Linked DNA regions of Homo sapiens: region 2 is linked to region 1. The links are chromatin contacts, found by Hi-C or POLR2A ChIA-PET in ENCODE. All regions are on one chromosome and are shown on one strand. The core of a region is the stretch at or near the end of the contact, and the rest is flanking DNA. Distances in the headings are between cores, read along the strand shown. Region 1 holds the start of ANKRD60 (ankyrin repeat domain 60). Region 2 holds the start of PMEPA1 (prostate transmembrane protein, androgen induced 1).

Region 1 (6,591 bases), core at 1,703-4,202:
CCCAGCCCCTGCAGTACAGCTGCAGTCTCTCTGCAATATCAGCTGTTCACATTCTCTGTGCAGCAGCAGCTCAGAGATTTTTTCTATATCTTCATTTTCTTGAAGTGTGTTGCGTTGATTTCAACCAGGTGGGGAGATGATGGAGCCCAGGGACTTTGATCCTGTTCTCATATCCTAAATATTGTAGGGAATCGGGATAGGGAAAGCCACGCCTTCGGGTCAGGGAAGGAGACTGATGGAAGGAGAGATGGGCTCTAGGGTGCCTGGCCTCCACTGGGTATCTGCCACATGGGACTTGTCTGGAGTGGGGCCCTTGGGGTCCTAATTCAGTCACAGGGAACTTTCGGTTCTGGGTTCTGATTCCAGCTGGGCTAGCTTTGAGCTCCCGATGTGAACAAGGACACAGCTTGGAATTTGGGGTTCTGATATGTACTGGGTTAGTTGCCACTATTTGGGGTTCAAACGTAGATAGCAGCATTTGCTTTGAGACTCGGGTTCCTGTGAGGGCAGTTTACTCTGGATTTGGGGTTCTGATTAAAGTAAGGTTTGCTGTCTGTTTGGGGTCCTGATGTGAAAAGGTCTGTTCTGGGATTTGGAGTCCTCGTATGGGCAGGACTTGTTTTGGGATGTGGGGATCTGATGTAGCCCCGAGTAGTGTAGCATTTGGAGGGTAGGAATCGAGCACATCTGCCCTGAGATTTGGGGGTCTTCATGGTGATAAAATCTGCTCAAAATTTGGGCTCCTGCTATATGCAGGGTTTGGTCTGGAATTTGGGGTTCTGGTATAAATAAGGTTGGCTGAAGGATTTGGGTTACATATACAAGAAAAGTTTGCTTTGAGTTTTGGGGTACTCATGGAGGCAAGGTTTTGTTTGAACCTTGACTTCCTGACATGGACATGGCCAGCTTCAACCTTGGAGTGCTGATGTAGACACGGTTTCGTATCTGGGGGTTCAGATATGTGTGGGTTTGACTTGAGCTTTGGGGTCCTGCTGTGGACAGAGTTTGCTTCATTCTTTGGAGCCCTTATGAAGATACTTTGAGGGGATTTGGGTTCTGGTATGGTCATGGTGAGCTCGGTGACTGCCTTTTAGATGTGAGCAGAGTTAGCTTTGAATTTTGGGGTCCATATGTGGGCAGGGTTCATTTTGGGCTCTGTCATCCTTATGTAGACAGAAGTGGCTAATGGATTGGGGTTCAGATGCACAAATGGTTAGTTGGAGGCCGGGGGTCCAGAATTGGGCAATTGAGGGTCATGACGTGGGTAGAGTCTGCTCTGGGATTTAGGGTTCTGTTATGGCCAGGCATAGCTTCAGGGTTTGAGGCTGAAACATGGGCAGAAGTTGCATAGAGATATATGGGGTCTTGAGGCAGGCAGCGTTTGTTTCGGATCTTGGCATCCTTGTGTGGACATGGTTGTGGAGGATTCGGGGTTCTAATAGTCACATAATTAGTCTGGCAATTTGGGATTTCAGATTTAGCCAGGTTTGTTCTTGGTTTTGGGGTCCTAAACTGGACAGAGTTTGTTTCAGCTTTGACCTCTTTGCCTGGACACAGTTGTTGAAGGATCTGGGGTTCTGAGGTAGTCATGGTTAGCCTGGAGATTAGGGGTTGAGTCTTGGGCTGGTTTGTTGATTTTGGGGTCCTGAGATGGACAGGGTTTGTTTTGATTTGGCATCCTTGCAAGACAAAAGTGGCTGGAAAATCTGGGGTTCTGAGGTAGTCATGGGTAGCCTGGAGATTTGGGGTTCAGTTGGGCATGTGTGCTCTGGATTTTGGGGTCCTGAGGTGGTCAAGGTTTGTTCAAGCCCTGGCATCCTGGGGGGGATGTGGTAGCTGGAGGATTTGGGGTTCTGAAGTAGTCATGGTTAGCCTAGAGATTTGGGGTTCGGTGTTGGGCAATTTTATTCTGGATTTGTGGGTCCTGAGGTCAGCAGGGTTTGTTTCAGGTTTGGCATGCTTGCGTGGACATGGTTGGCTAGAGGATTTGGGGTTCTAATGTTCTCAAGACCAGCATGGAGGAGGACTTGGGGTTTGCTTTGAGTTTGGGGTACTGACATGGGCAGGCTTGCCTTGGGTTTGGGGGTTCTGCTGAGGACAGGCCTTGTTTCAGACAAGTCTTACATGAACAGAGTTGGCTTTGGGACCTGGGTTCCTTATGAAGACATGGGGAGCCTGAGGGTCTGGCTTCTGGGGGGTCCTGGCTTGGACAGGATTTGCTCAGGGTTGGCAGATGCAGCCCGATCCAGGCAGGACCTGCTTGTGGATTAGGGTCCTGCTGTGGACAAGGTTTGCCTTGATTGGGAGTCCAATTTGAACGCCGTGTGTTTGAGATTGGGAAGTCCCTCTGTGGCCAGGACCCTAAGTGGCCCTTCCATCTGGGTTTCAGGGTGGTTGGGTTTCAGGGGTTTGCTTTGACATCTGGGGTTTCTCACGTAAGCAGGCTTCCCTTTGGGAATCCACTTCAGAAGTGGACAGGGTGCCCTTGCATGTGGCCAGGGAAGGAGTCAGGGCAGGAGCCACCTTCGTCGAGGTACTGGAGCCGCTGGAGGTTGAAGGGGATGCCGACCATCAGGTCCAGCTCCTCTTTGAGCTCCCGCACGGTCATGTCGCCGCGGCAGTTTGCCACTCGGAACATCTCCCCCGTCTCCTCCAGCCGCACCCGCAGGACGAAGACGTCAGGGGCCAAGTCGGGCAAGGCACTCGCGGCCTTCGGGTCACAGACGAGCCGCTGGCTCCGGCCGCGGGCACAGGCCAGGGGCTGCGCGGGGAGGGCCCGCGAGTCCGCCGAGCCCACCCTGGGCCCGCCGCACCCCTGAGCCCCGGCCCGCGCACCGCTCCTGCGTCCCGCATTGGGGTGCAGGCGAGAGGCGCCCCCAGTTGGCCCCGCCGCCCGCGCTCCGCCCGCCCCCGCCGCCGCCCGCCGCATCCCCCAGGCGCGGCCGCGCGTCATCCGCGGCTCGAGTGCGGTGGCCACGCGTCATCGCCGCCCCCGCCCTGACGCCCCAAGGCGGGCCCATGCGCCCCCCGCCCCACTGTGACGCCCAGGCCCCGCCAGGACCGCCCCCTCCAGACGCAAGGCGAGGCCCCTCCCTGCCTGCCGCCCGAGCCTCCAGGGAGACCGATGGGCGGGCGGCCCCCCAAGGTCCCGCAGTCCTTTCCCGCTCCGCGATGAACAAAGCCGCAGTTTCACGCGGCCGCGGGAGACGGTTCTTAAATAATGGAACAGGACATAAGTGCTTCCCAGAGCAACCGGGAGATTTATTGATAAATACAGAGACATCGCCGGGCAGCCACGCTCCGACAACCCGCACTGGGCCCCCGTCCCGAGCTCAGGCCACGTCCCCACCTCCTCGAAGCCTCCAAGCTGCTGTTAATGTCAGTTCTTTTCACCAGGCAAACGGAAGGGGCATTCTTGCTGCTGTTAGGAAACGGTTACCACTTCTCCGTGTCTGTTTAAAATAGGATCTTTGCATAAATTGGGATAAATCACCTGGAGGAATTACACGTAAACAAGGCTGTAAATCACCATTGCATGCATGGCCTGCAGAGTTGTAAAGTGCAGATTTTCGTTATAAAAACACTTCTAGTATGAATGAAAAAAAAAAAAAACCACCAACATTTCATAAACATGACTCCCTGCAGCCGATCTGGTCCCGACATGGGGGTGGATCCCAGAAGCGGGAGACAGCCTTCCACGGAAACTTGCAAAACTGCACCAAAATCTATCAATTTTGAAAATGCTCTTGAATTCTTGGCGGAAGAAAGATGCTGATAAACACATTAAGTGGGGAAATGCTCCCTTGAGAAAGGCTGGGTTGGCTCTATGAAGACACCTTTGGAGTGAGCTGTGCCTGGGAGAAACCCATCTGTGCTTTTCCCTTCATTCACCGGAGATGAGGCTGAGTGTTCAAGTAAACAGGAAGCTTACCTGTGGTGGTCAAATTACAAACACTCAACATGGCACCCATGAATAATTAGAAAATACAAGCGCCGAAGTGACGGGGGCGGGAGCTAGGAGGGCGAGGGGAAACAGAACAATCTTGGAAAAATCTCGGTTGTTGCAAAAAAAGAATAAAATGTATGCTTAAAAATTATTTTTACAGAGAAATTACAGCCATAAAAAATATCTGTGCATTGGAAAGGCACTCATATTATAGAAAAATGTTAACATATAAACGGAAATTGTAAAGGTTAGATTATTTACCAAAGAGTCTCTACAATCTCTCCAAGCATGTTGTGATTCAGCATGCAAATTATACACATCACAACACAAACTGAAGCTCATTTTTTTCCTTAACGGAAAATTAAGCTCTGAATAGAATACAAGATTCCAGTTGAATAATTCTACTTGCTGCTAGATCAACAGATTTTAACAAAACAATCTCAATTTGCGGGCAATAAAAAAAAATTAAAAATTGCTGGTTACCAAAGCAAAACAATATCTCCATTTACTTTAGGCAAGAATTAAACACACGACGGATTGACTGATTTTTTTTTTAATATGTAGCTTCTGATTTATTAACTCACTTTTTGCCGACGCTGCCTAAATGCTACCCTGGGGTATAATTTGCAATTCTCACATAGGTACCTTATTATTATTTTGGCGTGGTGTATATACGCCTATCTTTCTTTTAAAAGAATCAGTTAAATGGAATTTGGAGGTGGAAGTCACATCCTCTATACTAGAAAATTCAATACATAGCTTCAAGAATTTCATTTAAAAATAAAGACAAGACAAACAAGAAAAAGACCAAAGGGCAGAATAGAAATAGCTTACAAGCCCTTAGCAGAGCTAGCTCTTGAACCCCAAATGGGCTGTTTCCTCCTTCCTTCCCTTATCCTACCTTTGAGAACATAAAAATAGAAACACGAAAAATGACATGTGCATACATGTAAGTAAAATTTGTTCAAATGGTTAGAAAATCTTAAATTACTGATTTAAAAAACCTGGTTAAATTCTAGAGCATCTTTCTCTTAGTCTAAATTTGAAACGCATGAAATCTAAGCGGTGTGTACTTAAGTCAATTTGAAGAGTATATAATTTGACCCCCAAAGTCACAGGTGCGTAGAACTTGTGGGCAGGTTATGATCAGAACTAGGTTTTCCTTTTTTTGGTTAAGATTCTAAAGCATTAGATATAAAGTCAATATCCATGCATCTCAGTTATCAATTTCCCTCCCAAGTTTAAACATATAGCATATCCATATAAAAATGGAAAAACCTCAGTTATCCATTTCCCTCTCAAGTTCTTAAACATATGACAGCATATCCATATAAAAATGAAAAATCTTTCAGCTTTATGCCTCTATCAAAGGCCAACACATATCTTCATGGAAACAGTTCCTGTCAGGCAGGGAGGAGTGAGTGCCTGAGGAAAAGTTCCAAGTAGTTTATAACAAAGGCACAATATTAGAAAGACTGCCATCAATCATTCTTTAGATTTCTTTATCACATTTTTCAAAAATAAACAAATCGAACCATATTTGTAGCAACTCAAAGTGCAGCATAGATTTAAATGATGTATTTGTTCAGCTCACTGATAGGGGGCAAATACTACATTAATATATTTTCTTCCTGTCAAGAGTTATTTACATATGTACAGTATTTCAGTTAAAAATATAACACCATAAACTATATTTTATAGGAAATCATAAGGGAAGGAAATATGCAGGTCTATTAAAGACTTAAGAGCTTCTAATAAACTACTTTACTTGGAGAGGGTTGGGGGGACTTCAGATCATACAGTCTGCCATGGAGAAAAGAACTTGCTGGCAGACAGCCTGATGGTTCAGAGGCTCCAGTGCCCAGTTAGCCACCTGGTCTGCAATCTTTCCACAGACTTACTGATCAGGCTTGATCAGGATGGCCCAGCCATCCAGAAAAAGCCCCCATCAGGTTCAGTCCCTTCGGGGTACAGATGGAAAAGGCGTCAATCACTGAGTGCACAGTATGAAAGGTTCCAAAATCTCCCCCAGCTGGTATAATACAATCAGTTCCCCTTCAAGTTATGGTAAGCCATATGTGCCAAGCATGAAATAATCAGATTGCAACTCATCACGGAAGTAGTTAATTCTGTTTTTCTAGTACAGCAGTGTCTATGATATTCCGCCGCTTTGGTTCTAGGGCTGCAAAAAAGGAAACATCTTGGTCCCGGTCTGACTGCAATGCTAAGATGGTCTCTTCAATGACTTCAAGATGAGGGTTACCAGCATTTCTAAAATACGCTAAAGAGAGAAACCATGAGTCTGAATCAGGTAAGCCATGAACAGTGTTCAAAACACACTCGGTTTTGTTTTTTGTTAGCCACATGTCAGGACAATAAATCAAAGAGTATTTCTAAAATGTTAAAGATGGACTCCCAACAGTTATGCATATTTTTAAAATTATAGTAACTATCTTTTTTCCCTGCAATACAAAAGAAATGGCAATGTGCAGAGCAGGAGCAGGTTGTAGGTAGGGTGGGGCAGGGGGTGAGGTGGCAAGAAATGTACATGTAGGGCAGAGTTCAAGATATTTTCCTATATGTGTGGTGTAGAAATAAACTATCCAAGAAACACAAAGCTTTTATTGAGTCCTGTCCAGGTGTAA
Region 2 (5,982 bases), core at 2,207-4,706, 520 kb before region 1:
AGGAGTGTCCTGTTACAGTCAAGCCCACTCCATTCAGCATCCTGAGAGCAGACGTGGCTCCCGGCGTACAAAGGGGCTCTGACAATTTCCCCCAGCCCCCAATTTCAAGGAGGACCTGCTCTGGGGCCCAAGTACCAAATTCAAGAGGTGTGGGCGTGCAGTCCAAGAGAAACCACCCTGGCCTGGGGCTGGTGTGGGTTTTGGACCTCGGGCAAAACTTTCCACGGTGGACTTTCCTCATCTGTAAGTCAGGGATGTGAACCCCGAGCTTGCGTAGGCTCCTCTCAGGTCTGAAATTTGGGGTAGCTGAAGACCACACAGGGGAACCAGCAGTGGGTGGGAAGCCCGGTCCAGCCTGAAGACCTCCAGCCAGGCTCAGCAGGGGAGAGGCCCTATCTTGAAAGACTATAGAATTCTAGATTTCATCCATCACGGCCTCATTCTTCAGATGAAGACAGTGAGGCCCATCATGGCTTAAGGACCTAGCAAGGTCAATTTCCTTCTGCCAAAAGAAGGTATCTTACAGGATAGGAGCCACTTGGACACTGCCTCAAAGCCCAACTCCAAACCATCCATCAAGTTCTCGTTGCAAACAACTCCCAGCATGTACTAGATGAAAAACAGCAGCCACTACTAGTTAAAAGAAAAACCAAATACTAGCTTTTTTCCTTTCTTTTTTCCTTCCCTCCTTCCTTCCTATCTTTTGGTGTAAAGAAACTCCAGGAGACACCAGGCCTTACCACTTCCTCACCCTAGTCTCTCGGGGAAATCTGATGAAAACAAACTGTTACAGTATACCTGCATTTTAAAGACTGGTTGGTTCCCTCCGTGCCTTGCAGCTTTCTTCCAATAAGTAGGGGGCTGTGTATACACAGAACACAGGACTAACTGGGGCACCCAGGGGCCAGCTGGAACAGGCTAGGGTTCCAGGTATTAACCCCAAGGGTCCCAATCACTCAAAGGCTGCTGGCGGCGGCGGGGCAAAGTGCAGAGGGCGGCGGCAAGGCATTTAACAAGAGGCCTTGATGTCAGGTCAAAAACATCATGGACTGATGAGCCTAAGAAAGGACAGAAATAAGAACAATGCTTTTTTTTTTTTTTTTTAAGTCCTGAACCATAAAGAGAGACAAGAGCAAAATGATGCACTGTGCCCAGCCCTTGGAATAAGGGTGACACAAGGATGTGTGCCCCTCGAGCAGGAGGTCCTCAAGGCAGCTTTACAGAGCGAAAGGCAAAAAGTGAGGCAAGGAGGGCACTGAAGCAGCAATCCATCTAAGGCAAGACTCTCCAAACGTGTGCGAACGTATTTTAATAACATTCTCGTGCATTTCATTAGCCTCCTGAGTTCACAAAGGGCCTCTGGGAAGGCAAGTCGGTTCCGCAAACGCTGGCTCTGGGCAGGTCCTCCTGGCACCTCGCTAGTCTGGCACAGGCCAGCTAAGGTGGGGTAGGGGGAGAGCTTTCCATTCCAGGCTGGGAGGGAGTGTGGAGAGGTGGATGGATGGAAGGACCCACCACCAAAGCCCGGCCAGCCTGGTTATTTTTACCACTTGAAGCTCACTGTATAGGCTCAGGGGCCACAAACTGGCAGCCGCCTGCGGACACTTGCTTATGAGCCGCCCAGACACTGCCTTCATTCCACAGCGGCTGCTTCTCAGCTCCGGGCCCCAGCTAGGGGCAGCCTGGCCCCCAGCAGGGAAGGACTGTGTGCCCCTTCACCTGGCGTGCTTCTTCAGGGTGGGGATGGGGAAACTAAAGCTCAGGGAAGCAAAAGGTCCCCGAAAAGGTGGGCTGGGGGACAAGGTGTAGGCTAGAAGCTAGAAGCCAGAACCCGGGAGGTAGTGGTTCAATTCTCCACTCAACCAAATGTCCACCTAGGTGGGCTGTGTGTGCAGGAGGTAGAGACTTACTTATCTGAACTTTTGGGTGCCCAGGCGGCTGCGTTAGCGACAAGGTTCAAAACCCCACTCCCCACCGTTGGTCCACTGATCCCTTATTTAGGGCCAGGCAGTCCCAAACACAAACAGCCCCAAACTTTGACTCCTTTGTAACCATGGTCTCAGCCAGACTGAACCAAGCTGTCCAGACAGAGGCTATTTATAGGTGCGTCGGGGACACAGACACTGGCACAATGACACACACACATTCAAGATCCACGCTGGGCCAGACGGGCCAGAGCTGAGCCCTGGATTCAGACACCTGGACACACACGGTCCCCAGATCCGGCCCAACCAGACCAGACCCCCAGAAAGATGGACACGCTCAAGAAAGGCACCCCGGCCCGGACACGGGAAAGACACACAGAGAGAGGCAGGAAGACTCGGTGACACGCACTCTTGGGCAAGACCGCGACTCAGACCCCCAGACACCCCGAGAGACGCCGAAGACCCAGACAGAGCCACGCAGCCACGCACACTCCACAGACGCACGGACATCCACTCAGAGCCCGAGACACAGCGCCGCGAACACTCCAGACACACGCCCGGAGCCCCAGACACCTCGCAGACCAGACAGTGTCTCACACGCCCCTCCACCCCCGCCCAAAGTTGATAAAGAGCCGGCCTAAATGCTCCATCGCGACTGCCCTCAGGGAAATAAAATGGAAACTTCACGGATCCGCCCGCCCCAACCCTCCCGCGCCGTGCGCCGCCGCTGAGCCCCGGGTCCGAGTCCGGGCGGGCGGGGCGCGGACAGCGGGGGCCGTGCCAGGCTCGCAGCGCCGCGGGACAAAGCCGGGCCGGCCGCCAGCTGCCGCGAGCCGGGAGGGCGCGCCCGGGGCGCGGCGGGCGCTGCCCGGGCGCAGGGCGTTCGGTCCGAGGGGGCGCGCAGGGCCCGGACCCCCGCTCGCAGCTGTGCCCCGACATAGGGTCCGAGCCCGATGGAGTCTCCGGGGAGGGGGGCGTGGGGTCACTCACTGATCTCCATGCTCTGGAACAAAGAGCGTTTGCAGTTGCACGTGCAGGAGACATTGGGCTGCCCGGCGGCGGCGGCGGCGGTGCTGTTGACCCCCATCAAGCGGTGCATGGACGGCGCGGCGGCGCGGCGCGGGGCGCGGGGGGCTCGGGGGCGGCCGGGGGGGGCTCCGGCCGGCGCCCGGAGCTGGGGCCCCGCATGCAGGAGGCGCGCGGCGGGGGAGGCGCGCCCCGGCTCGCCGGGCTCGGGTCGCCGCCAAGTTCCCGGGGCGCCGCGGGGCTCAGTGCGCGGGACCGCGCTCCGCTGCGCCCCCCCGGCCTCCCCTCGGCAGCCCCGGGGGCGTCGGCAGTGCCCGCGGGTGGCGTCCGGAAAATGGGCTGGCAGCGGGGCGCGCGCTGCCGCCGGGGCTGAGCCTCTGCCGCTAGCTTTCCCCAGCCGAGCGCCTCCGCCGCCGCCGCCGCCGCCGCCTCCTCCTCCTCATTCAAGTCCAAGGAGATCGGGTTTCGCTCCGAGACCGCGGTCGGAGGCAGGCAGACGGTCTGACGTCAGCGCTAGACGGGGCTGCCGGTTCCCACCGCGCGGGGGCCGGGGAGGGGGCGCGCGCTGCGCCAATCCCCGCCGAGGTTCCCCCGCACCCCCTCCCCGAGCCGGGGGGCGGGGTGACGGGAAACGGGGCGGGCTCTTAAAGGGCCAGAGCTAGGCGGCCCACGTAGACCCGGCACCCGCGCAACGGAGGAGGGGCGCTGTGCCCTCTCCCCAACGGCGGTCAGCTTGGAACGCCTGCCCGGCGCACGCCCGGGGCCGGGGAGCCGAACTCGGTGCCAGCCGCACCCGGGCGGGTTGCTGGTGCGCCCTCCCCTCGCCCCCGTCCCTGGGGTCCTTGACCCAGGCTCTTGGGGCTAGCCTATCTTCTGAGGAGCACAAGGTCCCTGGGGGCTCAGGGAAGAGAAATTGGAGAAAGGGGGAGGAAGCCCCCAAGATGGATCACCCATTGCCTGGTTTCGCAGGAGACTGTCCGCCTTCAGTTCTCCAGCAGCTCGGGGATCATGGCCCACTGAACCCCCAAGCGCTTTCACCCGAACCCAAGGAGGACGACCAGGAAAGACGGGAACTCGCGTAGACACGCCCGGAAGCCCTTGTCATGTAAATAGCTGTCGGGGACTGGTGTATTGTCGCCGCCCCAGCCGGCGGGACCTGGGGCGAATCCACACCCATTGTCTGCTGCCCAAGGGGCCTCCGGCTGGGGGGCGCGGCTGCGGAGTTCAAAAGGGGTATGAGCAGGAGGGGTGTACTTTTAGTTCATTAAGTTTTAATTACAGGAGTGCTACAAGAACACATTCTTCAGGTTTAAAAAGATATTAAAATATTACATAAGAGACCTCCCCTCCCTGGCCCACCTCCAGCCTCTTAAAAATTTAGTGTGTCGCCTTTTAGACACTTTCTCAAAGCTTCACTTATTTAACAGGCACTTAAGGAGCACCTACCTGTGCCAGAAACTCTCCAAATATTAACTCAACCTGACACCGACTCAGTGTGGCCGAATATTACTCTCCCCATTTTACAGAGCGGGCAGCTGGTCAAGGAAGTCGCTTGTTGAAAGTCACACAGTGGTGGAGCCTGTGTGCCAACCCAGGACCCTGGGGAGCTGCCTCCCCCTCTCCCACGTAGTCCTGATTCTTTAAGTGTCCACATATTCCTGTAATGCCTGGAGTTTCAGTAATTAGCAGGGACTTAGTGTGTTCAGAGAAAAAAAAAGCTTTTAAAAATTATTGTTACTGTGTTTGTAACAGTTTGGATAGAGAAGGAAAAGCTGGAATTTGGGAAGTGAAGGTGGCCTCGGGGTAGAACTTACCTAGACCAGAGCGAATTCATCCTGAAGAACTCAGAGAAAGCCGGTGCAGGAAGTGGGTTCCCGCTCTCCCTGCACAGGCACAGTGATGCTGCCAGAGCTCTCCCAGAAAGACCAGGAGGCTTGTTCTGGAGAAGTCAAGCCCAGGGATGTGGCTCAGGCTGGTCCAAGCTCTTTGGAGGAGTCCAAGCGTGCCCAGCCCAGAGGGAGGTTCAGAGGCACTGACCGTCTTCTGTTTGGGAGGAGAAGCTCACTCTTGGAGCCACAGCCAGCACTAGGTCAGGACCCAGGCCCCGGCCCAGGAGTGGGGCAATACCCAGCGTCTACCCCAGATGGCACCCTGCTGTGAACTGGGCGCCCTCAGCCCCTGCCTTGAGGAAGGGGCAATACCACCAGCGTGTCTTTTATCAGGGAAGATATTGCTGCAGTTTGGCCGCTGCAACTTAAGAGAAAAGCTAAGGGGTCCCCCAGCATCCCTTGGGGTGCCACTGCAAATACTGGCTGGGCCTGGAGATGACCTGGGTCCCATTCACTTCCTAGGGTGAAGGAGGTCATCATTACCACCCCTGCTTTCAGCCATTTCTTCATTCATTCAATCAACAAACTGGCTGAGCTGCAACCCTGAGCCGGGGAATTCAGCCACTCCAGACACAGCCCCTGCCCTCCGGGAAGTCTCGGGAGACCTGGCTAGTCTGGCTGGGAGAAGTCACACGTTGATTGTCTTGGAAGTGAGATGGCATTTACACAATGGAGGCTGCACTGCCAGCAGGCAAAAATAACCAGTTAATTCAGTGGCTTAAAGAAACCAAACCTACCCACAACGCTTGACCTCCCATTGATCCATCTGCGACACCGGCAGTGGCTACCATTTATTGAGTGCTGATGGTGTCACCTGGGATTGACTTAGTGGTCTCTGGCGCTAGTTCCGAAGTTGATTCTGTCTGGAGAGCTTAATGCAGTGTTCAGACCTCAGGGTCCGAACCTGAGGGTCACCCAAAGATGAGTGGGACATAGCTGTGTGACCTCGGCTGAGTGCTTTCACCTCTCCAACCTCAGTTTCCTCTTCTGCAAAATGGGGTGGCTTCATGGCACCTTCACGTGGTGTGATTGCGAGGAATGAAGGGATCGATGCCTTGCAAGTAGAGGAGAAGGGGCCGGATACATCTTAGTTGTTATGTTATTTAATCATCTTGGCAACCCCGGGAGGGAGGAACCACTAT

Evidence for each region. Hi-C counts contacts between places; a loop is a spot of excess contacts on that map. ChIA-PET counts read pairs that join two places held with the same protein, here RNA polymerase II (POLR2A).
Region 2: a map of CD8-positive, alpha-beta T cell shows a loop between it and region 1 (2.7-fold over the local background). The contact joins the promoter of PMEPA1 here to the promoter of ANKRD60 in region 1. A Hi-C loop is called at or near these places in 2 of 168 maps with a recorded cell type or tissue (CD4-positive, alpha-beta T cell and CD8-positive, alpha-beta T cell). POLR2A ChIA-PET finds 5 or more read pairs at or near these places in 2 of 52 experiments (AG04450 and PC-3).

The regions. Positions count from the first base shown.
Region 1 is chr20:58,225,701-58,232,291 of GRCh38, forward strand. It overlaps ANKRD60 (ankyrin repeat domain 60), which reads right to left and starts at 2,953. Exons shown (of 4, transcript NM_001304369.2): 1 at 2,524-2,953. The coding sequence starts at 2,953.
Region 2 is chr20:57,706,559-57,712,540 of GRCh38, forward strand. PMEPA1 (prostate transmembrane protein, androgen induced 1) reads right to left here and starts at 3,457. Exons shown (of 4, transcript NM_020182.5): 1 at 2,916-3,457. The coding sequence starts at 3,024. NKILA (NF-kappaB interacting lncRNA) reads left to right here and starts at 3,625. Exons shown (of 1, transcript NR_131157.1): 1 at 3,625-5,982. RefSeq lists enhancers at 1,839-2,450, 5,511-5,982 and silencers at 3,289-3,718, 3,739-3,858.